Linked DNA regions of Homo sapiens: all the other regions are linked to region 1. The links are chromatin contacts, found by Hi-C or POLR2A ChIA-PET in ENCODE. All regions are on one chromosome and are shown on one strand. Each heading gives the region's core, a stretch centred on a gene start or an enhancer-like site at or near the end of the contact. The rest is flanking DNA. Distances are from core to core; before and after follow the strand shown.

Evidence for each region. Hi-C counts contacts between places; a loop is a spot of excess contacts on that map. ChIA-PET counts read pairs that join two places held with the same protein, here RNA polymerase II (POLR2A). Pooled maps may share reads with other maps.
Region 2: a loop to region 1 is called in a map of ascending aorta, with 7 times the contacts of the local background. The contact joins the promoter of MAGI2 here to the promoter of PTPN12 in region 1. A Hi-C loop is called at or near these places in 2 of 168 maps with a recorded cell type or tissue (ascending aorta and chondrocyte) and 7 of 50 pooled maps.
Region 3: a pooled map shows a loop between it and region 1 (10-fold over the local background). The contact joins the promoter of RHBDD2 here to the promoter of PTPN12 in region 1. A Hi-C loop is called at or near these places in 6 of 50 pooled maps.
Region 4: a loop to region 1 is called in a pooled map, with 7 times the contacts of the local background. The contact joins the promoter of MDH2 here to the promoter of PTPN12 in region 1. A Hi-C loop is called at or near these places in 1 of 37 single-sample maps with no recorded cell type and 7 of 50 pooled maps. POLR2A ChIA-PET finds 5 or more read pairs at or near these places in 3 of 52 experiments (AG04450, BJ and activated T-cell).
Region 5: a map of naive thymus-derived CD4-positive, alpha-beta T cell shows a loop between it and region 1 (32-fold over the local background). The contact joins the enhancer-like site here to the promoter of PTPN12 in region 1. A Hi-C loop is called at or near these places in 1 of 168 maps with a recorded cell type or tissue (naive thymus-derived CD4-positive, alpha-beta T cell) and 4 of 50 pooled maps. POLR2A ChIA-PET finds 5 or more read pairs at or near these places in 1 of 52 experiments (WTC11).
Region 6: a loop to region 1 is called in a pooled map, with 7 times the contacts of the local background. The contact joins the promoter of HSPB1 here to the promoter of PTPN12 in region 1. A Hi-C loop is called at or near these places in 1 of 37 single-sample maps with no recorded cell type and 10 of 50 pooled maps. POLR2A ChIA-PET finds 5 or more read pairs at or near these places in 1 of 52 experiments (HCT116).
Region 7: a loop to region 1 is called in a map of naive thymus-derived CD4-positive, alpha-beta T cell, with 8 times the contacts of the local background. The contact joins the enhancer-like site here to the promoter of PTPN12 in region 1. A Hi-C loop is called at or near these places in 2 of 168 maps with a recorded cell type or tissue (CD4-positive, alpha-beta T cell and naive thymus-derived CD4-positive, alpha-beta T cell) and 11 of 50 pooled maps.

What each region holds. Positions count from the first base shown.
Region 1 is chr7:77,535,719-77,539,124 of GRCh38, forward strand. It overlaps PTPN12 (protein tyrosine phosphatase non-receptor type 12), which reads left to right and starts at 1,577. Exons shown (of 18, transcript NM_002835.4): 1 at 1,577-1,927. The coding sequence starts at 1,829. It overlaps LOC124901681 (a long non-coding RNA gene), which reads right to left and starts at 1,231. Exons shown (of 3, transcript XR_007060395.1): 1 at 653-1,231; 2 at 1-563. RefSeq lists enhancers at 657-706, 877-1,096 and silencers at 1,167-1,466, 1,717-1,926, 2,067-2,116.
Region 2 is chr7:79,451,863-79,455,268 of GRCh38, forward strand. It overlaps MAGI2 (membrane associated guanylate kinase, WW and PDZ domain containing 2), which reads right to left and starts at 1,805. Exons shown (of 22, transcript NM_012301.4): 1 at 1,158-1,805. The coding sequence starts at 1,458. It overlaps MAGI2-AS3 (MAGI2 antisense RNA 3), which reads left to right and starts at 1,095. Exons shown (of 4, transcript NR_038346.1): 1 at 1,095-1,329; 2 at 1,725-1,793. RefSeq lists an enhancer at 251-545.
Region 3 is chr7:75,877,412-75,880,817 of GRCh38, forward strand. RHBDD2 (rhomboid domain containing 2) reads left to right here and starts at 1,623. Exons shown (of 4, transcript NM_001040456.3): 1 at 1,623-1,849. The coding sequence starts at 1,672. RefSeq lists an enhancer at 1,319-1,927 and silencers at 1,474-1,723, 1,824-2,003.
Region 4 is chr7:76,046,398-76,049,803 of GRCh38, forward strand. It overlaps MDH2 (malate dehydrogenase 2), which reads left to right and starts at 1,709. Exons shown (of 9, transcript NM_005918.4): 1 at 1,709-1,829. The coding sequence starts at 1,764. It overlaps STYXL1 (serine/threonine/tyrosine interacting like 1), which reads right to left and starts at 1,603. Exons shown (of 9, transcript NM_001317785.2): 1 at 1,265-1,603. RefSeq lists enhancers at 1,076-1,858, 1,304-1,393, 1,504-1,583, 1,859-2,640 and a silencer at 1,834-1,993.
Region 5 is chr7:76,165,491-76,168,896 of GRCh38, forward strand. No RefSeq gene overlaps it. Among named protein-coding and RNA genes, the nearest start is that of SRRM3, 35 kb to the right of the region's middle. Within about 2 kb of position 1,866, at least 2 of the 41 ENCODE cell types and tissues checked have a DNase peak (open chromatin) inside an H3K27ac peak, as active enhancers do.
Region 6 is chr7:76,300,517-76,303,922 of GRCh38, forward strand. HSPB1 (heat shock protein family B (small) member 1) reads left to right here and starts at 2,157. Exons shown (of 3, transcript NM_001540.5): 1 at 2,157-2,560; 2 at 3,286-3,349. The coding sequence starts at 2,197.
Region 7 is chr7:76,391,279-76,394,684 of GRCh38, forward strand. It overlaps SSC4D (scavenger receptor cysteine rich family member with 4 domains), which reads right to left. Exons shown (of 11, transcript NM_080744.2): 8 at 2,552-2,626; 9 at 2,127-2,438; 10 at 686-763. Among named protein-coding and RNA genes, the nearest start is that of SSC4D, 17 kb to the right of the region's middle. RefSeq lists a silencer at 1,857-2,656. Within about 2 kb of position 1,898, at least 31 of the 41 ENCODE cell types and tissues checked have a DNase peak (open chromatin) inside an H3K27ac peak, as active enhancers do.

The sequences.
Region 1 (3,406 bases), core at 327-2,826:
GAAAGTATTCTACCACTGATATTTCCTATTATAACCAAATTCGCTGACCAATCTGCTCTGTAAAAAAAGGTTTGTGGGTATAAATGACGAAAGTCAGTTCATGGATCAAATCCTTCAGTTCTGTCACATTGTGAGAGGCCACTGTTGTGAAAGTAAAATAACTTCTAGTTACGGCTCTGCTAAGAATACGCTGGGGGATGTCAGGAAGTCGCTTTATTTGTAAAATGATGAGTTAGACCAGAATATATTCTCTGATAGAAGTTTACAAAGATGAATAAAGATTTATAGGCTAGGCGCGGTGGCTCACGCCTAAAATCCCAACACTTTCGGAAGCTGAGGATCCCTAGTGCACAGGAATTCGAGATCAGCCTGGGCAACCTGGTGAGACCCCCTTCTCTACCAAAAATAAATAAATAAATAAATAATAAATTTTTAAAATGTATTAGCTGGGCTTGGTGACGTAGTGAGGCAGGAGGATGCCTTGAGCCCAGGAGTTCAAGGCTGCAGCGAGCCGTGATCATAGCACTGCACTTTGGCATGGGAGATAGAGCAAGACCTTAGCTCTAAAAAAAAAAAAAAAAAAAAATTAATAGATTTATAAAGTCCATTCTATGGAGGAAAGTCTCTTATTCAGTTATGAACTGCTGCGAACCTAAAGGCAGGAAGGCAAATTCCCTTCAGTTCGGCAAACACGAAGACCCCACATTCGCGTCGTCTGTGAAGAAGGCACTCCGAACCTCAGGCGCTCACTCGCCAGGTTTAAGAGGATGAGCAAAGAATAAAAGTCCTCTCACCCAGGAAGCGTTTCGCTTCCCTTAGCTGGAGCCACGCTCCAAGGTGCCAAAGCCTAATTGCTGTCCACTCTCACCAATCCGTTAGCAAGATGAGCATCTACCTGCTGCGAACGTGGCGGTGACACTACTACAGCTCCCAGCCTGCCTCCCGCCCGCCCCCACTCCTGGACTCCACAGACCGTGACTTGTAGTCCCAGCCCACGGCTGGCGGCGGTGCGGGACTCCTGAAAACTGCTTTTCCTCCCTAGTAGGCGGTGAGACCGCAAATTCCATCAGAATCCTACTCTGACCCACTAGGGCTTGGCCCGCTCAGAGTCGCATTCCCTCCTCCAAATGAACCAACTCTCCTCCCAGCGATACTCCGACCTCTGAGCACCCCGGGCGGGGCCACGCCCCGGAAATGGAGTCAGGTCTCCAGGCCGCCCGCTGAAGTGCCTTCCAGCCACTCCAAGCGGGGCTGGGGCCGGCGGGGCGGGCTTGGGGGCGTGGCCGGGAGGCGGGCGGGGATGCATCTGCGGGCGCAGCGCTTGGGGCGGAGCCGCAGCGCGAGGCCGCGCATCTGGGTGGCGGCGGGGACGCGCCCGTGGGGAGAGGCGGCTGCGGCTGCGGCTGCGGCTGCTGGCGGGGGGTGGGGGGGAGGAGGAACCGGGAAGGGGGGGCAGGGCGAGCGGAGAGCTAGCTGTGTTCCTGAGGCGGCGGCGGCGGCGGCGGCGGCGGCGGCGTCTCCGACGGAGGAGGAGGGCGGGGAAGGAGGATGGAGCAAGCTGGGGGTTGGGGTTGGCGCTAGCGCAGCGGCTCGCCTGGTACTGTGGGAGAGCGGCGGCTGCTCCTGGAAGTTGTGGTGTCGGGAGCCCAGCCGGTGCCGCCGCAGCCGCCGCCTAGGGCGGTGGGGAGGAGGAGGGAGCCGCGGGGCTTGGCGGGGTCGGGAGGGAGGGACGTGCTGGGGGAACGAGCTGGGGAAGACGGAGCGGGCTCTGTGCCGGGCGGGCGGGCGGCGGGGGGGCCAGCGACCGCAGCCGGGGGGACGCGGGAGGATGGAGCAAGTGGAGATCCTGAGGAAATTCATCCAGAGGGTCCAGGCCATGAAGAGTCCTGACCACAATGGGGAGGACAACTTCGCCCGGGACTTCATGGTGAGTCTCTCCCCTCGCTGTCGCGTTTTCTTGCCGGCGCCGGAGCCCATCGCCGCCTCTCCCGGCCGGGCCGCCAGTGCTTTGTGTACCTCTGTGAGGAGAGGGGCGGAGGGGGCGCGCACCAGCCGGGTGAGCCGGGTGGTCTCGGAGGCCAGCGGGAGGCGAGAGCGCCTCCCCCCGTGGCCTCCTTTCTTCTCCCATGTTCGCGACCCCCGCGCGGGTTCCCGGGACGCGAAGGGAGCGGCCGCGCGGCCGAGCCCGCAGCCTGCACCGTGGCTCGCGACCACCTATTGTTTACCGGGCCGGGAGCCGTAGGCAAGTGAGGTGCAGGCCGGGGGGGGGGGCTCGCGTTTCCACACCTCCCCGCGCAGTTCGCTCCTCCCAGGAGGGTCGAGGCAAGGTATCTGGCTGTGACCGGGAGGAGTGCAGATCGTGGCTGACAGAGGAACGGGGGTATTGAGGTTGGCACTAACTCCTGGGATCCCTTTGCTCTAGCTGGTCTCAAAGCGGGCAGGGTAGGACTTAGGCCGTTTCTGGGGTCGCAGTCATGATCTCCAACGCTTGGGAAAGGATTGCCCATAAGGAATCTCATGGGTTTACCTAATTTCCATTTACCCGCGTCCCGCTTCTCCTCTCCTGAGGCCCAGGTTTGAGGTGGTCTTGGGGTCCGTGTGACTATAGGTTCAGGGGATAAGTGTGGGTGGGGGAATTATCCTGAAGGAAGCCAGCCGACTTCGGACTCCCCAGGGGATATTGCCGAAGGCGGAGGGGATGTGACTATCACTTCCTATCCGGGGTGGGGGTGGGGAACTTGGGAACAATAGTCCTGGTGGGGCGGAGGCGACGCTACGGGCCGAAGCCCTGAACTGGGAGATAACCTTCCCAGCGCCCCCCCGCCTCCGCCACCCCCTACTTTCCGCCCTCTGCTTGTGCAGGCAGTCTTGAGAGGAGGTGAAGGTTAAAAGTCTTGTTCATGAAATTGCTCTAGATACACTATTGCTTTAGCACACTGTGAGGGGGTCAGATCCGAAGGCGTGAGACCAGAAGTCGACTTCCTACGTTACCCACCCCCCCAACCCCCGCCCTTTTTATTTTTCTGCTGGACAATGTTCCCTCTAGGGTTGTTTCCCGGCTTAGGAGGCGGTGGTTGCGGCTGCTGCTCCTACGGATATTGCGCAAGACTGGGGCGTTGGAAACCCTGTAGGTCTGGGGAATGAAAAAGGAAGTGGGACTTTGGGAAGTGGTTGCTCCTTAGTCTTGGCGGGGGTTGGGAATGGGAAATAAGCTGGGGAAAATTTTTATCTTGGGTAAGGTACACCTCGAAGAATAATCACTTAATTCTGAAATCTGATTATGAGAAGGATACACAGTTAATGCCTGTAAAATGAATGGGCAGCAAACATTGGCTAGTTTTTATTTTTTGTTTAAAAAGTACAGTAGTTTTTATGGTGGAGGTGATATGACTTAGTAGTGAATACT
Region 2 (3,406 bases), core at 555-3,054, 1.9 Mb after region 1:
GCAGTGAGCTAAAAAAGAAAACAGAAAAGAAAAAAGCTACTACTTTATTCTACTTAAAGTTGTCCTCTATTCAAACTTTTATCTCACTCTTCTCTCCTTCTGCACCATAATTTTCTTTCGAGCAAAGACAGGGAGTTCTGGATGATTCCAATCTCCCCAAATCCACATCACAGCCTCCAATTGAGGTTCATTTAAGTCAGGTTGGAGCTGAGGGAGCCTGGGCTGGAACCGGCCAGGGTTTCATCCAGCTCCTCCCCCAAAACACGCCCCCCAAATCGGAGCCAGAGGAGAGCCCAACCACAGAGGACTTCCACTCAATGAGGGCAACCCCTGAGTAAAGTCCATGCGGACAACCATTCATCTCCTCCGACAACCATTCATCTCCTCCGACCCCCGCCCAGCACTAGACTGCGCTCCTAGCACCGCGCCTTCTTCCGGAGCCTCCTCCCCCGGGCTGGCTAGGGGTGAGCGCAGGGGTTAGTCAGTACGCACGTGACGCGCGATGCCCACATGACACGACCGTGAGCGGGGGAGGGGGACACGGAGTGAAGAAGGGGAAAAGTTACAGAAGACCCGTCAAAGCGCCCAAAGCAATTTGTCCCTTCTTTTCTTCGCCAGCGGTGGCTCACGGATCCCTAAGGGACAGCTGGGGACCCAGGCGCCCCCAGCCCAGCCCCAGAAACGCTGGACGCAGTTCTCCGCTCACCCCACCACCTTCTCTTCCCAGACCCGCTGGTGATGCCGCTGCACCCTGAAGTTGCTCCTTCCTTCTTTCCCTCCCTTCCTCCCATTCTTTCTTTCTTTTCTTCCTTCCTCCCTTCCCCAAAAGCTCTTCATCCGCTTCGGGTGATGCCACTGACGCACATTCAATTTGCCCCAGCAGCTCTGAGGAGGTCAGACCAGGCCGAGCACCTTCCAAAGGGGAGGGTCTAACTGAGCAAACAAAGTTGCACGCCACACCACAACCTGCCCCTCCCCTCCCTTTAGCCCCCAAGTCGAATCCCCGGCGAAACTCACTTGCACTGCGGGTGCTCTCTGGCCCCCACCCCATCATCGCGCAACACACCCCCTTCAACATGCGCGGCCACCCTTTCATTGCCCTGCGCCCCGAGCGGTCCCACCGCCCGGCAAAACACTGAGCAAGCCGCTGCTCTCACCTTGCTTGACACACTTGAGCCGGAGGGGGTCCTTGCAGTGTTTGATCACGGCCAGCACGTCCCTGATGGTGAGCCCCGCCACGGGGGTCTCGTTCACCTCCAGCAGCAGCTCCTCCGACACCAATTTGCTGCCGCTCTCATAGGCCACCTTGCCGGGCTTCACCTCCCCCAGGTAGGGGAACTGTCCATTCTCGGCGCCCCCCTTCAGTTCAAAGCCCAGCTGGCCCTCCGGGTTCCTGCCAATGACACTCTCATGGACTTTGCTAGTCCAGTGGCTTTTCTTTTTCAAGCTTTTGGACATGGCAGTGGGGCGAGTCGCCTCAGTTCCTGGGCTCCTTGGGGTTAGGGGGGCTGGTGGTGAGAGAATGAGGATGGAGGAGCAAGGGGGCCCAGGGGGAAGAACAGCAGACTTTGCCTTCGCCCCCCTCTATTCGGTGCTTTCCCTCTTCTTTGGATGGAGTGTGGACGAGGAATGGGGAGGATGAGAGGGACGGCTGGGCAGAGGTAGGAGAGCTTGGATGAGGTTGTGCTGTCCCTTGAATGACACTCAAGGCTGTGGCCCCGCAGCAGAGGAAGCAGTGGTGGTGGCGTCGGCGGCGGCGGCGGCGGCAGCCGGAGCGAGCAGTAGCCGAGCTGGTGAGCGGGTGTGGTGGGGGTGGGGAAGGAGGGTAGGGATGCCGGGGGCCACTCCTGCGTGGTGCGAGTGGGAACGCGCGCGCGCGCCTGGGTGTGTGTTGTTAGCTGATATCCATGGCAGCTGCAGTGGCAGGGTGCGTGTGCGTGTGTGTGTGTGTGTGTGTGTGTACTAGTTCTACTGTACTGGCAGACGGGAGGAGGCAGGGGAGGAGGGGCGCGCGCGCCGGGTGGGGAGCCACGGAGGGCTTCGCCGCTGCCTCCCTCCCTCCCTCCGCAGCTTGACCCGGTAGTGAAGGCAGAGAGAGAGGCAGGCTGGGTCCGCCTGGCAGCCTACGGGAGGAGGCGGGAGCCGGGAAGGAGGGGAGCCTAGGCCCGGCGTGGGGAGGCCGGCAGGAAGGGCCTCGAGCCCAGTGCGGACCTTTCTTCAGCCTCTGTGCGACCGAGCCGCGCGCCAGGCTCCTGTGCGAGGAGGACGCGCTGACTCCCTCCGACCTGGGCTCCGATGGAGCAGAAATAGCGGGACCTGGACTTGTGGCGCGCCTGGTGCCACATCTCGGGCTCTGCGAGCGTCCTGGCGCGGGATCCTGCCGTGAGAAGGAGTTGGGGCGGGGGACCCGGCGGGGCATTGCGGGAGAAGGCCTGGGATCCCTGGGAGCCTTGTAGCGTGGGGGAGTTCACTGTGTAGAGAGGTTTCATGTCTTCATCTATATAGTCACTTATTTGTCTTAAAGTTCTCGAAATTCCCTCTTAGAGAAGGAGAAAGTTAGAGAACTGGAGGCTGCGTACCCTGATTACGCAGAAGGGAAGCAGCCTCGCATTCCCCGGGGCAGGCCCCCGCCCGCGCGTCCCGCCAGTAGGGGAATTTAGCGGACGGCTGCGGTTGTCTGGTGAAAGGCTATCCAAGGATAAGGGGCTTCACTTTTCCCAAGTAGGGGAAAGAGAAGGGGTCTACAGGGCTAGGGGTGGAGGGAGCGGATGCAGTGAGCAGCCTCCGCAGAGAAATTGACAATTTAACCAGGGACCTGCGGCAGAGACAAGGCGGAGACACTCCCTTGCCCAGGAAAGCCGCCAGAGTCCGGCTTGTACCTGGGGAAGAATCCTTAAGACGGTCTGGCCCAACACTCCTTTGCTCACAGAGAAAGGGGAGAAGACTCCCGAGGGTGAAAATGGTACATTCGGAGCTGGAACTCAGCTCGCTGACCCCAAGCAGTGTTCCCTTCTTTTCGCCAGGTTTGCATCCAAGAGAGGGGAGGACAGGGGCAAAAGGATGCAGGGAGGCTGCTGATTTCCACTGAAGAGCTAATTTCCTGTGAGACATTAACAGTGATTTAAGAAAAAGATTCCTGTAACTGGTAAATGAATTTCATTTGCTTAACTTTTAGATGATATGTTTCAGGCAAAAAAAAAGTTGTGCACCCACTTATCTCTTTAAAGCGGAGGATGAAAAGCATTGAATAGGTAGGATTCTTAATGTCTGAGATGAAGGCGATGTAGGAGGCAAACAATACGGTTAAAAATGTTGAGTCGACCCAAACAGAAAGACCAGGTTTCAATCCAGACTCTGCGGCTTACTGAGAATATGATCTTGAGTAAACTGCTTGACCTTCCTGAGC
Region 3 (3,406 bases), core at 373-2,872, 1.7 Mb before region 1:
ACAAGAATCACTTGCATCTGGGTGGCAGAGGTGGCAGTGAGCAGAGATCACGCCACTGCACTCCAGCCTGGGTGACAGAGTGAGACTCTTGTCAAAAAAAAAGGAAGGTCTACCTTAAACAGCTGTTCTCCAGCAAAAGCACTTTTCAAACTGTAAAGTGCTGAAATAGATCTCGGTTATGAGTGTTCTATTACATCCCTAACTTTTGAGTCCCTTCCATTGAATCCCTCTCCCGTTTCCTGTCCCTTTTCCTTTTTTTTTTTTCCGAGATACAGTCTTGCTCTGTCACCCAGGCTGGAGCGCAGTGGTGCGATCTCGGCTTGCTGCAACCTCCGCCTCCTGGGTTCAAGCGATTCTCCTGCCTCAGCCTCCGGAGTAGCTGGGATTACAGGCACGCGCCACCATGCCGGGTTAATTTTTGTAGTTTTATTAGAGACGGGGTTTCACCATGTTGGCCAGGCTGGTCTCTAATTCTTGACCTCGTGATCCGCCCGCCTCGGCCTCCCAAAGTGCTGGGATTGCAGGCGTGAGCCACCGTGCCCAGCCTCCTGCCCCTTTTCTTCAATATGAAGATAAAGCTGCCCCTGGCTGTACTGGAGGCCAATTCCGGGCCATAGCAGGAGGAACTGAGTTCTAATTCTGTCTTTGCCATGTAACTGAATTACCCAGGGCCCTCCCTAGTCCTGTTTCCTCTTTGGTGTAATAGGGATGAATACAGATGGGAAGATCGTGATATGAAAGAGTTCTGTGAGCTGTAAGGCATAATAATCATGAGGTATTATTACAGGACCAACAGGTGCCTAGGCCCGCTGTGCAATAACAGACCAGTTACACTGAGGAAGCAGGGTTATCAGCAGAAAAAGGGTTTAAAGATGGCAGGGTGCCTAGGAGGAGACGCAGGGAGACCAACAAATCCATCTTCCCCAAGGAGTTCCGGGCTGGGATTTTAAAGGGCATTGTGAAGGGTGAGGGGCTGGAAAATTGGGGTCATCGACTGGTCAGGGTAAGGGGGTTGAAATCCTCAGGATATGGAAACTGCAGTCCCCATTGAGTCTTGCTTCTGTGGGCTCCTTCAGAACAACTGGTGTCAGTAATTATGCTGGTATGCGGGACCTGAAAGAATATCTCCAAGGGAAAACGTTTCATAATGTTCAAGTTGTTATCTATGGAGTTAAGGGGAATTGTAATCTTGTGACAGGGTCTACGTGATTCTAGGACAGACGATGGGCACCTATCATAGCTGATACACAGAGCTATGAGCAAGCAGGTCGGAGAGCAAGGTGACCTAGTGATGAACGCAGAGTGTGCTGCAAGCTTCGTTTATTTTCGTTTTTCCCCCTCCCTTCTTCCCTGATTAATTTCCTAAAGTTTATAGGAGCAGTTTCAGTACCAGCCCGAGTAGGATGGAATCAAACACGGTGCTGGAACATTCCTACCCGGAAGTGGCCCCGACCCCCCTCCCCCCGTCCCGGCCTCCCACGCACGGGGGGGGGGGGGGGGGGGGCTGATCGGCGCTACCGGATTGGACAACTTGGCATGGGGCGGGGCCTCTGGGAGGCGTGGCCTCCGGCCGGCTCCTCTGCTGTTGCCAAGGGAAACTGCCGCGAGGAGGCGGAAGGAGCAGAGGACCGGCAGCCGGCGTCGAGGCGGGGCGCGGGAACGACGGCGGCCATGGCGGCCTCGGGGCCCGGGTGTCGCAGCTGGTGCTTGTGTCCCGAGGTGCCATCCGCCACCTTCTTCACTGCGCTGCTCTCGCTGCTGGTTTCCGGGCCTCGCCTGTTCCTGCTGCAGCAGCCCCTGGCGCCCTCGGGCCTCACGCTGAAGTCCGAGGCCCTTCGCAACTGGCAAGGTGAGCAGGGGCGGGCCGGGATCGCGGGGCGAGTCCTTGTCCTCCGACTTTGCCGGTTCCTGGGCTCTAGCCTCCGGGACTCGCCCCTTCAGGCCTCACCGCCAGTCTCCCCCTGTCTCGGTCCTCATCACCATGCCCGCCCCCCGGAGGACCGACCTCCAGCACCGTCTCTTGCTCTCCGTGTTCCACACCTTTGTCTGCAGACCCCATCTTCGTCATCACTGTAATCCCTTCCCTACCCGAATTTGTTCCCTTCCCTGTCGCCACCAGACTGGTTAAGGCCCCAAATCCATTCGCTAGCAAATCCATGCTCGCTCTCCAAGGGTAAAGATTTTTCGTCTCCCCCTCCCATTTCACATACACACCTACGTCTGCTTTAGGCCTAAGCCCCACTGAAAAACGTTTTTCTCTCACCTACATCACGACAATTGGACTTTATCCACAAACCCCTATAAGCCCTATAAACGTCCTGCCCTCTTGAGATTTGGAATTTCTTCTGCTTTTTCATCTGTATCTTAATCTTGACTGCCATTCCCAGCTCATGGGGGTACCAGGGTGTCTTCTGCCTTTGGAGAGAAGTGTTTGTTTTTCTCTAGGGGAGAGAAATTTTGCAGACCAATTAAGTATAAACATCCATTCCTGAAAGACATTCCTAGTCTCCGTGTCTTCCTCATTTTCTCGAGAGGAACACAGGAAATTTGCATATCTCCTGCTGTTTTGCAAAGCACACACACTGATATGTATTAATTTCGTTTAACCCTCACAAGGATCCCATGACGTAGGACCTGTTATTGGCCCGTTATCTAGATAAGATTGAGGTTTCATGCAGAGAATCGCAGAGCTGTTGCGTCATGCAATTGAGATAGGAATCTATATTTTTTTTTTTATTCTGTGATGTTTTGGAACTAGAGCCTTCGGGTAGATAATCTCCAAATCATGTACAGTTGCTTCTAGAATCTTTTCATGTTTATACTTGGAATTTCAGTTTTGGAAATACTCAACAAATAATGAAGTACTCTTCAGATAATGAAGCCTCTGGTGATGGCCAGACTGAGGTATATGGTTCCATAGCCTGCTTCCCCACTCCAATCTAAAACTGTTCCCCCCACCCTAGGTATACATAGCACCACCTCACAGACAGAAGCAAAATGCCAACCTAACCTTAACCTCCCACTTTCTGGGGTTCACTGCTTCCCTGGGTGTGGGTTTCGTGGATATGTGAGCGTTAGAGACGTAAGGGACCTTTGAAGTCCTCAATCTAACTCTTGTTACTTTACAGTGAGGAAACTGACGCCTAGAGGACCTGTGACATGATTAAACTCAGCCAGCCTGGATGTAATAGAGCCAAGATTCCACTCCAAGTCTTTAGACTCCCAAGTCCAATATTACCATCAGTTCTTTGGTCTCTCTCCTTGAGTTTAGTCGTATTTGGGCATGCAGGGACATAAAAATACTTAAGAGATAACCACTTCTAAAATTTTTTTAGAGATAGGGTCTTCGTCTTACCCAGGCTGGAGTGCAGAGATGCAATCATAGCTCACTGCAGCGTTCAACTCC
Region 4 (3,406 bases), core at 459-2,958, 1.5 Mb before region 1:
GTACAATGGCACAATCTTGGCTCACAGCAACCTCCACCTCCTGGGTTCAAGGGATTCTCCTGCCTCAGCCTCCTGAGTAGCTGGGACTACAGGCACACGCCACCATGCCCAGCCAATTTTTGTATATTTAGTAGAGATGGGGTTTCGCCACATTAGCCAGTCTGGTCTCAAACTCCTGACCTCAGGTGATCTGCCCGCCTTGACCTCCCAAAGTGCTGGGATTACAGGCATAAGCCACCACACCCGGCTTTTTTTTTTTTTTTTTTTGAGACAGAGTCTTTCTCCGTCGCCCAAGCTGGAGTACAGTGGGGTTATCTCGGCTCACTGCAACCTCCCTCCACCTCCCGGGTTCAAGCGATTCTCCTGCCTCAGCCTCCGGAGTAGTTGGGGCTACAGGTGTACACCACCACGCTGGGCTAATTTTTGTATTTTTAGTAGAGATGGGGTTTCACCATGTTAGCCAGGCTGGTCATGAACTCCTGGCCTCAAGTGATCGGCCCGCCTCAGCCTCCCAGAGTGCTGGGATTACAGGCATGAGCCACCTTGCCTGGGGGTGTTGTTTAATTTTAAAAATATGTATCAGGCCGGGCGCGGTGGCTCACGCCTGTAATCTCAGCACTTTGGGAGGCCGAGGCGGGTGGATCACGAGGTCAGGAGTTCGAGACCAGCCTGACCAACGTGGTGAAACCCCGTCTCTACTAAAAAAAAAATACAAAAAATTAGCCAGGTGTAGTGGTGCGCTAATCCCAGCTACTCAGGAGAATGAGGCAGGAGAACCACTTGAACCTGACAGGCAGAGGTTGCAGTGAGCCAAGATCGCGCCACTGCACTCCAGCCTGGGCTAGAGAGACTCCGTCTCAAAAAAATAAATAAATTCATACATTTAAGTAATAAACTCATTGTGAGCAAGGAATTCTACTCGACTTTCTGTCTGCGTAAACTCTACAAATCCACTTGGCCTCAGCCACAGTGTCTTTATTCGTAAAGCAGAAACAGTGGGACCGTCAGAGCACTGCCGGGCAGGCGAGAGAAGACAGGAACTGTATGACCACGGAAGTTGTTGTCCCTACAACCTATTTGCTCATCTGGAACACAGAATAGTGGTCCTCTAAAGCTTGCAGGGCTGGAGGTCGCCATTATCAGCAGTGGTGTCACTAAACCTGAACCCAAGGGTCTCTGCAACTTGGGAAACGACGGCCCGGATCTGAGGAGATGGCCCCTTCCTCCCACCCCGCCTAAGGACTCTCAGCCTCCCTGACCCTACCTTTCCGGAGCTCAGAGTCCCCTCTGGCCTCCAAGGGCAGAAGGAATGGGTTTGGCTGAGGTCGGGGGCTCGGGTCTGGGACGCGCTCCACCTCCCCGGCTGCGCGACTATGGCCAGGCTCCCTGTCGGAGCCTCTGCCTGGGGCCCCACCTGGAAAAATGGCTCCTCTAAGGCGCTTCCAGCCTAAAGCCCGTCCTCTTCCACCTCTTGGGTGCAGACTGGCCCTCCCACTCCGACCGCAGGTCCCCCACCGGCCACACAGACGGCTACGCTAGAACCCAGCCAAACACCGGGGTTGCCAGGATGGTCCCACAGCTTTCCTTTCCGACTCCCGGAAGTGGCCGTGATCTCACGAGATCCCGGAGGCGAGCGCGACCGGAAGTCCGGTCACTCTCGCGAGGCCCCAGAGAGCAGGCGCTGGGCAGTGTGGAGGTCGTTGGAGTCACTTCCCCGTCACCAGCTCCTGTGCCTGCCAGTCGGTGCCCCTCCCGCTCCAGCCATGCTCTCCGCCCTCGCCCGGCCTGCCAGCGCTGCTCTCCGCCGCAGCTTCAGCACCTCGGCCCAGGTAGGCCAGACGAGGGGCGGCCTGCAGGCGGAGGCCCCCCGGCCCGGGCCACGTGCGTCCCCGGTTCGCGGGCAGCTCTGACCCTCTCCAGGCCAGCCTGGACCGCAGGGATGCCCGGCACTGGCTGGAGACTGTGGCGCCCGGGGCAGGCCCTGACACTGGCCTGGAGGTGCGGGGGAGAAAGCCGGGGAAAAGGGGGCGAGGTAGTCCCGCTCCAGGGCCGGTCCATTTGTCAGGGTTCCCCCAGGTCTCCCAGATTTCCCAGAGGACCTGCTCTTGGCTTGCACGCCTTCAAGGTTGGGAAACCAGGGCTCTGCATCTGAAAGTAAACTTACGTTTTTTTCTGCAGCGTTCCATTGCTTTGACGTAGCTAATCTCCTTGCAGCATCCGTGTGAGTTGTGCGTGAATAAAAGAAATCGTATACTTCCTAATTCCATAGTATGGACAAACCGAGGCTAGAGAACTGGGCCAGGGTTACAGTCATTTGGCCAGAGGATTAGAATTCAGCGCTTCTGACCTGAAGACGGCTTCCTCTTAACCTTTTTGGAGGATCTCTCCTGCTGTGGGCGGACTGAGCCTGCCGCCAGGTGTCTTAACAGTGCTTGACTTGGCCCGCGACCACTTAAGCCTAGGAGCCTAGGCTATTTTTAGCCATCTTCTAGAATGGTGGTTCTTAAACTCTGCAGTGTGTCAGAATCACCAGAAAGCTAATAAAAAACAGACGTCTGGGTTCATTGAAGAAGCTTAAGACTGCGGGGGGGGGGGGGGGGGTCCGCATTTTTACCAGGTGAATCTAATTAAACCTAATTTTGAGAACCCAGGAGGTGCTCGCATTGCCTTTTAATTACGACGCCCAAGAGGGAGGTAATTTTAAAGGGGAATCCAAATTTATCATCGAAGTTCTCGAGTTTCCTGTACATCCAGTTCATTTGAAAAATAAATACAAATGCTCCTGGATTGATGGCTACTTCCCATACCCATCGCAAGTTGGTAATATCCTAAGTCAAAAGGCGAGTTTAACTTTGTGTATTTTCAACTTGCAATGGGTTCCCACAGGCAACCCCATTGTAAGTTGAATGTACCAAATGCTTTTGCGCTGCGGTGAAGTGGGGGCCCAGCTGTATACAGATAAGTACATTAAGTACCTGTGCTTGCCAACAACTATGCTGGGTGCTGCAGGGGATACCAAGATAAGTGAGAAGTGACACTTGATATGGGACAGGAATGAGTAAACTTAGGACAGGTGGAAGCGATGAAGGTCTTAGGGAATGAGTAAACTTAGGACAGGTGGAGGCGATGAAGGTCTTAGGGAATGAGTAAACAGGACAGGAGGGATGAGGTGTGGGGGAGGGGCAGCCAACCAAAGAGAGGACAGGGGTGTCCAGGGAGAGGTTGAGTTTTGGTAGGACCTTCAGATATCCGACATATTTATTGAGCTAGGTACTGGAAATACAGCGGTGAACAAAACACAGAAGTCCCTGCTCTCACGGAAATTACTAGATATTTTACTTATTGCCCCACTCATTATAAAGTATCTTAAAATAGTGATGAACATGCAAGAAAAATGGGGATTGTA
Region 5 (3,406 bases), core at 616-3,115, 1.4 Mb before region 1:
GAGGGAGCAGGACAGTGCTCCCAGGTAACTCATGCCGCTGCCTGAGTGAGGTGAGGGAAGAGTGCACCCACTGACGTCAGGGGGCAGAGAGGCGCGCTTCCAGGGCGGCTTTTCCCCTCGCTTCTTGCCATTTTACTCTGATCCCCTCCAGGTGAGCCTGCCCACTTTGGGCCCAGGGTTGCCGCTGGGGCCTGTACCCAAAAGCAGCCCCCCGTGGCCATGGCCCCAGGAGTGGGGCAGAGCAGGGAGGAGTCCTGGACCGAGGAGACGCAGGGGCAGGAAGGAATGGGCCTCAAACTCCAGGAGGGGGCCCTTCTCATGGGTCCTGCTTTCTGGCCTCTCCTCTCTTACCCCTGGGCTGATCACCCTGGGAAGAACTAAGCCAAGGTTTCTCACCCTCAGGTCCGAGGGGTTCAATTAACGGGCCCTTAGGGAGGTGCGAGCCTCCTGAAACGATGCAAGGTGCCTGGCCTAATTTTTATATTTTTAGTAGAGATGGGGTTTCACCATATTGGCCAGGCTGGTCTCGAGTTCCTGACTTCAAGTGATCGGAATGCCTCGGGCACACAAAATGTTGGAATTACAGGCGTGAGCCAACGCGCCCGGCCAGCCCTATTTATTTAAGCCTATACATTTTGCACTTGTTAAAAGTATTTGAACATACAATTACCATGTTTTCTTTAAGCGGTCCCTCCCTGTTGCACACTTGGATAGTTTATTTTTTTAGACAAGGTTTACTTCAGTCTCGCAGGATAGAGTGCTGTGATGGGATCATAGCTCATTGCAGCCTTGAACCTTGGGGTTCAAGTATCTGGGAAGCTGAGGAGGGACTACAGAGATGGAGTCGCGCCATGTTGCCCAGGCCGCTCTTTAACTCCTGGCCTGAAGGGATCCTTCCGCCTCGGCGGAGCCCGGACATAGTTTTCTAGTTTTGACCCACAGAAACACTGTGCTGGGTCGGAGTTTGTCAACTACCCTTCTCCAGCCAGCAACACACAGAACATGGCGGGGAAGTCACGGTCACCAGGCTCCAAACCGAGGAGAAAACAGCCCAGCTCCAGGCACTGTAGCGTCACTGTGACATCGCCGAAGGCCGGCGCTATTACGTCGCCGGAAGGCCCGCGCCTGTGACGTCAGCGGAGGCGCGCCCCTTCTGTAGAACCAATCGGAACTCGAGGCGCGGCGGCTGGGTATTCCAGGAGAGCGCATGCGCAGACGCGTGGCCACAGACTGCCGGTCAGTGTCAGTAGGCGGCGGGTTAGTGTCCGCAGGCTCCGACTCGGCCGCCGACACCAATAAGCTACAAGGACGAGCTTTACCACTGCCTGTACTACTGCTACCTGCGCGACTTCCCAGCCTGCGGCGTAGGGCGCAGCAAGGGCCTGACGCTGAGCGAGTAGGCGCTGCGCACCAAGCGGCTGTGGCCCGGAGGGCACTGTCGGGCAGAAGCTCCTCAGTGGCCACCACAAGCCCGCTAGCTCCGGCTACAGCCCTTGCCGCACACTCGCGTCACCTGAGCCTGTGTAGGTGCGCCCCCCCAACTCCTCCCCCAGCCAGGTCCCGGGGACACCGGCAGCGTCCCCCACCGCCCGGCGCCGCTCATTCTGGGCAGGATCGGCCCCGTCTGAGGCTACACCGCATTAGGGAGCTGCACCCCTCGGCTTGACCTCTCATGGCCTTTGCAACAACATCAAAGCCTTTGGAACTTTGTAGGGGGTACGAGGGGCTAGGAAACCAAGAAAACATCTCTTTAAAAATATAAGCGATCGGGCCGGGCACGGTGGCTCACGCCTTTAATCCCAGCACTTTGGGAGGCCGAGACAGGTGGATCACGAGGTCGGAAATTCAAGACCATCCTGGCCAGCATGGTGAATGCCGTCTATACTAAAAATAAAAAATTAGCCGGGCGTGGTGGCGGGCACATGTAATACCAGCTATTCGGGAGGCTGAGGCAGAGGCAGAGAATTGCTTGAACCCGGGGGGCGGCGGCTGCAGTGAGCCGAGATCGCGCCACTGCACTCCAGCCTGGGCGACAGACCGAGACTCCAACTAAAAAAAAAAAAATATATATATATATATATATATATATATATATATATTTGGAGCCCGGGAGGTTGAGGTTACCGTGAGCTGAGATTACGCCACTGCACTTCAGCCTGGGTGACAGAGGGAGACCATGTCTCTAAAAAAAATTACATGTGAGTGAGAGCTTTTCTTCCAGTGCTCATGCTCAGACTGAAGAAAGTAATTGGGCCGGCCTGGTAACTCACGCCCTTAATCCTAGCACTTTGGGAGGCCGAGGTGGGCAGATCCCTTGAGCTCAGGCGTTCCAGACTAGCTTGAGCAACATGGTGAAATTCGGTCTCTACAAAAATACAAAAAATTAGCTGGGCGTCGTGGTGGGCGCCTGTAGTCCCAGCTACTCAGGAGGCTGAGGCAGGAGAATGGTGTGAACCCGGGAGGCAGAGCTTGCAGTGAGCCGAGATCGCGCCATTGCACTCCAGCCTGGGCGACAGAGTGAGACTCCATCTCAAAAAAAAGAAAATGGAAACTTTTGCCAGTGATTCCCTTCCTTCAAACTAATGATAAGGAAATGACGCTGTTCTGTTTTGTTTTCTTTTTGCATGTTTTTTTTTCTTTTTTGAGAGAGGGTCTTGCTCTGTTGCCCAGGCTGGAGTGAGGTGGCGCAATCATGGCTCACTGCAGCCTCGACCTCCCAGACTCAAGCAATCCTTTCCCCAGCCTCCCAAGTAGCTGAGACTGCAGGTGTTTACTACCACAGTTGGCTAATTTTTGTATTTTTTGTAGAGACAGGGTTTCACCATGTTGCCCAGGGTGGTCTCAAACTCCTGGGCTCAGCTATCCTCTACCCTCGGCCTCCCAAAGTGCTGGGATTACAGGCGTGAGCCACTGTACCTGGCTGATGCTGTTCTTTTCAAATGCATATTTACTTTTTTTTTTTTTTTTTTTTTTTTTGAGATGGAGTCTCACTCTGTCTCCCCAGCTGGAGTGCAGTGGTGCAATCTTGGCTCACTGCAGCCTGGTCTTGAACTCCTGACCTCAGATGATCCACATGCCTTGGCATCCCAAATTGCTGGGATTACAGGTGTGATCCACCACACGTGACGATTTTGCTCATTTTAGATACTAGAACTTGTTAATTAAAAAAATATATATATTTTTTGAGCTGGAGTGCAGTGGCATGATCTCGGCTCACTGCCACCTCCGCCTCCTGGGTTCAAGTGATTCTCCTGCCTCAGCCTCTCGAGTAGCTGGGACTACAGGCACATGCCACCATGCCCAGCTAATTTTTGTATTTTTAGTAGAGACAGGGTTTCGCCATGTTGGCCAGGATGGTCTTGATCTCTTGACCTCATGATCCACCTGCCTCGGCCTCCCAAAATGC
Region 6 (3,406 bases), core at 907-3,406, 1.2 Mb before region 1:
TATGGTCTAGCCTACTGCTCCTAGGCTACAAACCTCTACAGCATATGACTGCACCAAATATTGAAGGCAGCTGCAACATGAGGGTAAGTATTAGTGTTTCTAAAGATAGAAGATGGCCAGGCGCGGTGGCTCACGCCTGTAATCCTAGCACTTTGGGAGGCCCAGGCGGGTGGATTACTTGAGGTCAGGAGTTCAAGACCAGCCTGGCGAACATGGTGAAACCCCATCTGTACTAAAAATACAAAAATTAGCCAGTGTCGCGGCACTTGCCTGTAGTCCCAGCTACTCAGGAGGCTGAGGCAGAAGAATCACTTGAACCTGGGAGGTAGAGGTTGGAGTGAGCCTAGATCAGGCCACTGCACTCCAGCCTGGGCGACAGAGGGAGACTCCATCTCAAAATAAATAAATAAATAAATAAATAAAACATAGAAGATGTACAGTAAAAACACGGTAATTGTTTTTGTTTGTTTGTTTTGAGACAGGGTCTTGTTCTGTCATGCGGACTGGAGTGCAGTGGCACCATCAGGCTCACTGCAGCCTCGACCTCCTTGGCTCAAGTGCTCCTCCCACCTCAGCCTCCTGAGTATCTGGGACTACAGGTCCACGCCACCATGCCTGGCTAATTTGTTCTGAATTTTAGTAGAGATGGGGTCTCACTGTGTTGCCCAGGCTTGTTCCAGCCTTCTGGCTTCAAGTAATCCTCCCACATCAGCCTCCCAAAGTGCTAAGATTACAGATGTCAGCCACTGCACCCAGCCAGTAATATAATTTTATGGGACCACCTTCATATTTGCTGTCCCTTGCTGACTTACACATCTTTATGCAATGCATGACTGTTACCATCATTATCATCTCTATTTTCCAGATGGGGAAACTGAGGCACAAAGAATCTAACTTGCACAAGTTCATCTGCTTAGTGATGGAACAAAGATGTGAATTCAGGCAGTCTGGCTTCAAAGTCCACACGCCTAACAACCACACCAGATTACTAGATTGCTTTTTTCTTTTTTCTTTTTTTTTTTTTGAGATGGAGTCTCACTCTGTCACCCAGGCTGGAGTACAGTGGTGAGATCTCGGCTCACTGCAACCTCTGCCTTCTGGGTTCAAGCAATTCTCCTGCCTCAGCCTCCCCAGCAGCTGCGATTACAGGCGCCCGCCACCACACCCAGCTAATTTTTGTATTTTTAGTAGAGATGGGGTTTCACCATGTTGGCCAGGCTGGTCTCAAACTCCTGACCTCTGGTGATCCTCCCACCTCGGTCTCCCAAAGTGCTGGGATTACAGGCGTGAGCCACCACGCCCAGCCCAGACTGCTTTATTTTTGTATTTGTATTTATTCATTTACTTATTTTGAGACAGGGTTTTGCTCTGTAGCCCAGGCTGAAGTGCAGTGGTGCAATCCAGCTCACCACAGCCTCTACTCACCGGGGTTCAAAGGATCCTCCTGCTTCAGCCTCTGGAGTAGCTGGGGCCACAGGCATGCACCACCATGCCCAGCTAATTTTTAAATATTTTTTGGTAGAAGTAGGGTCTCACTATGTTGCCCAGACTGGTCTCAAACTCCTAGCCTCAAGGGACCCTTCTGCCTTGGCCTCCCAAAGTGCTGAGATTACAGGCATGAGCCATGCACCCAGCCCCTTTTTAAAATTTTTTTGAGAGACAAGACTTTGATCTGTTGCCTAGGCTGGAGTGCAGTGGTGAGATCATAGCTCACTGCAGCCTCAACTCCTGGGCTCAAGCACCAGACTCCTTTTATCACATTCTATCTCACACGCGTGTGGTTCCAATCCTGCCTCTGCCACTTCTCAGTTGTATGCCCCAACCCAACCTGTCTGGCTCTGTCCTCCTTAACAGAAGGACGGCCCTGGCCACGGGCCACAGCCAGCAACGCTTAAGCACCAGGGCCGGCGAGTGCCCTGCCGTGGCACGGCTCCAGCGTCGCGCTCTCGAATTCATTTGCTTTCCTTAACGAGAGAAGGTTCCAGATGAGGGCTGAACCCTCTTCGCCCCGCCCACGGCCCCTGAACGCTGGGGGAGGAGTGCATGGGGAGGGGCGGCCCTCAAACGGGTCATTGCCATTAATAGAGACCTCAAACACCGCCTGCTAAAAATACCCGACTGGAGGAGCATAAAAGCGCAGCCGAGCCCAGCGCCCCGCACTTTTCTGAGCAGACGTCCAGAGCAGAGTCAGCCAGCATGACCGAGCGCCGCGTCCCCTTCTCGCTCCTGCGGGGCCCCAGCTGGGACCCCTTCCGCGACTGGTACCCGCATAGCCGCCTCTTCGACCAGGCCTTCGGGCTGCCCCGGCTGCCGGAGGAGTGGTCGCAGTGGTTAGGCGGCAGCAGCTGGCCAGGCTACGTGCGCCCCCTGCCCCCCGCCGCCATCGAGAGCCCCGCAGTGGCCGCGCCCGCCTACAGCCGCGCGCTCAGCCGGCAACTCAGCAGCGGGGTCTCGGAGATCCGGCACACTGCGGACCGCTGGCGCGTGTCCCTGGATGTCAACCACTTCGCCCCGGACGAGCTGACGGTCAAGACCAAGGATGGCGTGGTGGAGATCACCGGTGAGCCCCCCTGCTCCTGCAGGGGAGAGGAGGAGGCTAGCAGGGCGGGCAGGGCCGGGGGCGTGCGGTTGAAACGGGGGTCCCGGGGGCCTGGGGAGTTAAACGTTGGCCCAGCACCGGGAAAAACAGGACTCCTGATTCCCTTGCTCAGGAATTGGGAGTGCGGGTCGCTTCTAAGGGCGCTTTCTGCTCTGTAATCCCAGCGCTTTGGGAGGCCGAGACGGGAGGATCGCTTGAGGCCAGGAGTTCAAGACTAGCCTGGGCAACATAGCGAGACGCGCCCCCCCGCCCCGACCCCGCGCCATTACAAAAAAAAAGCAAACAAAAATTTTTTTAAAGATCATCGATGAAGAGAGAAAATGCGCTTTTCTACAGAGTCCCCTTCCCACCCACAGCCCCATCCCCAGATAAGCGGGGAGTTCCCTGGCGCGGTGCCAGTTTCTAGCCGCTGAGTGGGCGTGTGCGCGGCTCCAAGTGCGCCTGCGTACTGCTCACTCCCCAGCTCCGCGCCCTGCTCCGTTCCTCCCAAAACTCTGAATCGAAGAACTTTCCGGAAGTTTCTGAGAGCCCAGACCGGCGGGCACGCCCCCATCCCCAACCCCCTCTGTTAATCCCTACCAGCCTGCAGTCCTGGCTGCTTCCAAGCAGGAGGTGGGGCCTCTGGCCTAGCGGGGCCGAAAGGCAGTCCCCTCCCCCGCAGTCTGATTTCCCTCTTCCCCCCAAAGGCAAGCACGAGGAGCGGCAGGACGAGCATGGCTACATCTCCCGGTGCTTCACGCGGAAATACACGTGAGTCCTGGCGCCAGGTCGGGGTGGGTGGGTGGCGTGGGGGTGGGGTCAGGGAAG
Region 7 (3,406 bases), core at 648-3,147, 1.1 Mb before region 1:
CAAACGCACAAAATTAGCTGGGTGTGGTGGCACATGTCTATAATCCCACTTACTGGGGAGGCTGAGGCACGAGAATCGCTTGAACCTGGGAGGTGGAGGTTGCGCCACTGCACTCCAGCCTGGGTGACAGAGCAAGACTCTATCTCAAAAAAATAAAATAACAAATAAATAAATAAGATGAGCATCAGTCCAGACCCATAGTCTCAGGACTGGGAGAAAGCGTGCAAACGTTTTTGAGTGATCCGCGACGTGTACTGGGTGCTTCATGTCTGCTCTCTCTCTAGTCCTCTGTTCATAATCCCAGTACCCCAGCCCCAGGCCGGCTGTTTGGAGACTCTGTTACATCCTATTGTGTCCCCTGAAGGTCATCACGGTCTCCTGCACCCCCCTGGGCTCCCAGAACTATATTCTGAATTTTTTCATTGCTCTGCTCAGGACAGGATCCTTATCCCCTCATTCTGATCTCACCTCTAGAAATCTCCAGATTGCTGTAGTTTAAAGCTCACCTCCTTCTTTCTGGACACCATATTCCTACAAAGGAGGCCTGAGACCAACAAAAAGGACAAGACTTCCAGGTCCCGGTGTGAATCTGCTGAGCTTTATAACCTAGGCTGTGACCTCCCCCAATCCAGGTCCTTAAGACCCCGATGCCTCCACCCACTTTCAGGGGATTATGGGCACCTACCGTCCCTGGGCCGAGGAGTGGGCACCCGCGTGGTCTCAGAACCATCCTGCTGGACTTGCAGTCCCAGCTCCTCTGGGCCTGGTTCAGGAAGGACAGAGATAAAGAGGTGGCTCTCACAATGGGAAGCATGTTCCTTAGGGCCAGGTCCCCTCCTGCTCTCCCCAGGAAAGCCTGTCCTAGGGACAAAAAGGACTTCACAGGTTCCTGAAGAACTGCTCCCCTTGATCAGAAATGCGGGTTGTGTCACTGAGTGGGTGCAGTGGCTCACACCTGTAGTCCCAGCACTTTAAGAGGTCAAAGTAAGGCCGGGCATGGTGGCTCACACCTGTAATCCCAGCACTTTGGGAGGCCGAGGCGGGTGGATCACCTGAGGTCAGGAGTTCGTAGACCAGCCTGGCCAACATGGTGAAACCCCGTCTCTATTAAAAATACAAAAATTAGCCAGGCGTGGTGGCATGCACCTGTAGTCCCAGCTACTCAGGAGGCTGAGGCAGGAGAATCGCTTGAACCTGGGTGGCGGAGGTTGCAGTGAGCCACTGCACTTCAGCCTGGGTGACAGACTGAGACTCTGTCTCAAAAAAAAAAAAAAAGTCATGGTGAGAGGATCGCTTGAAGCCAGGAGTTCGAGAGTAGCCTGGGCAACACAGTGAGACCTCATCTCTAAAAAAAATTCAAAAATTAGCCAGGCACGGTGGCATGCCCCTTGTGGTCCCAGCTACTCTGGAGGTTGAGCGGAGTAGGATAGCTTGAGCCCAGGAGTTTAAGGCTGCAGTGAACTATGATCGTGCCACTGCAGCCCAGTCTGAGTGACAGAGCAAGACTCTGTCTCAAAAGAAAAAAAAAAAGAAATAGGTGTTGTGCCTCTCCAAACCTTGGCCCCAAAACAGAACCCTCTGTGGCCAAAACTATGGGAAGTAGGGCCTACTAGCCCTGGGGCACCAAATGAGGGTGAAGATATCAATTCCCACAGCAATCAATGAATTTCACAATGTTCTGCCAAACTGCAAACACCCCTTTCCACTGACTCCGCCCAAAGGTCACACGCTAGCTCTGGTAAGGGTGATCCACTCTCTGCTTAATAGAGTTTTGCGGGGTCTAGATTTAGCCGGGAGCAAACGGCCCCACCCTTTACGGACTTGATGCCTTTCTCGAACTGGGATCGGCCTTAGCCCTGACCTTCGGACACCGCCCCTCACAGCTGCACCACGCGGCGCTCACCAGGCCCCGCCCCATTTTCCACTGCAGAAGGCTCTCCGTTCCGGCCTCGCCCCGCCGCGCAGCCGCAGAGCGGGCGCACGGCGGGGCGGCGCCCCTCTGCGGAGTGCGCATGCTCCCCGGGCGGCAGTGCCGCAAGAGAGGCCTCGCGCGTGGCGCCGCCCCGCCCCTCCCACGCCGCAGTGCGCGGCCCCGCTGTCAGCCTCACCTTCGCTGTCAGCCTCACCTGCGCAGAGCGCTCCCGCGTCCTCGTGGTGGCCGCAGTTGTGCTGGCCCCAGCCCAGGTGGAAGCAGTCGCTCAGGCGAGCCTCGGTGCCGGCGCAGCCCACGTTGTCCAGCAGCACGGGGCCGCGGCCGTAGCCGAAGTGGCCCAGTCCCGTAGCGCCCAGCGCAGGCCCGCAGCCCGCTTCGCGGCAGGCCACGCGCGCGTCCGCAAAGTCCCAGTCATCGTCGCACACGGTGCCCCAGCCCCCGGCGTGCAACACCTCCACGCGGCCGCGGCACGGACCCGGGCCGCCCACCAGTCGCAGCCGTCCACCTGCGGGGCGCACAGGCCCGCGGCCAGAGGGGCTGGGCTGGGGCTGCCGGCTCCCGGCAGAGCCCCAGCCCTACCCTTCCCCATCCCCCGCAGACCCAGGCACCGCCACTTACTTTTCTTCCCCGCGGCCCAGGCGGCGGTGGTGAGCAGTGCTGTCTCCCGGGAAGGCTGGGGGCCAACTCCTGTAGCTGTGGAGACAGGGCATCTAGGGCGTTCGAAGGGGACGAGGAGGCCTTCTGTCCTGCAGCAGGGCACGGGGACGCCTACCAAGACCCCCAACCCTACCACACCCGTACCCCCACTCAGCTGCAACCCCAGAGTCACCACGTTGTCTGGCGCGGGTTGGGATCTCCGGGAAACTTGGTTGAATGAACCGAAAGCTAATTCTAGGTATTATCCTAACTTCAGGCCCAGGGATAGTTCCTATCCTAATTCCAATTGCACTGCTAACCTTGACTCAACCTTCATCTCAATCGACCCCCTCATAAGGTCTCTCAATTCCCAATCTCAGCATCATCCCATTGAAAAAAAAGTTTTTTTAATTTCGAGACAGGGTCTTGCTCTGTCGCCCAGGCTGGAGTGCAGTGGTGCGATCATAGCTCACTGCAGCCTAGAACTCCTGGCCTCAAGTGATCCTCCTGCCTCGGTATTCCAAAGTGCTAGGACTGGTGCGACCCACCATGCCCAGCTAATTTTTTTTTTTTTTTTTTGATACAGAGTTTCGCTCTGTCTCGCCCAGACTGTGGTGCAGTGGCGCAATCTCAGCTCTTTGCAACCTCTGCCTGCCAGGCTTAAGCAATTCTCCTGCCTCAGCCTTCCAAGTAGCTGGGATTACAGGCGCCCGGCTAATTTTTGTATTTTTATTTATTTATTTTTAATTTTTGTATTTTTAGTAGGGATGGGATTTCACCATGTTGGCCAGGCTGGTCTTGAACTCCCAACATCAAGTGATCCACCTGCCTCAGCCT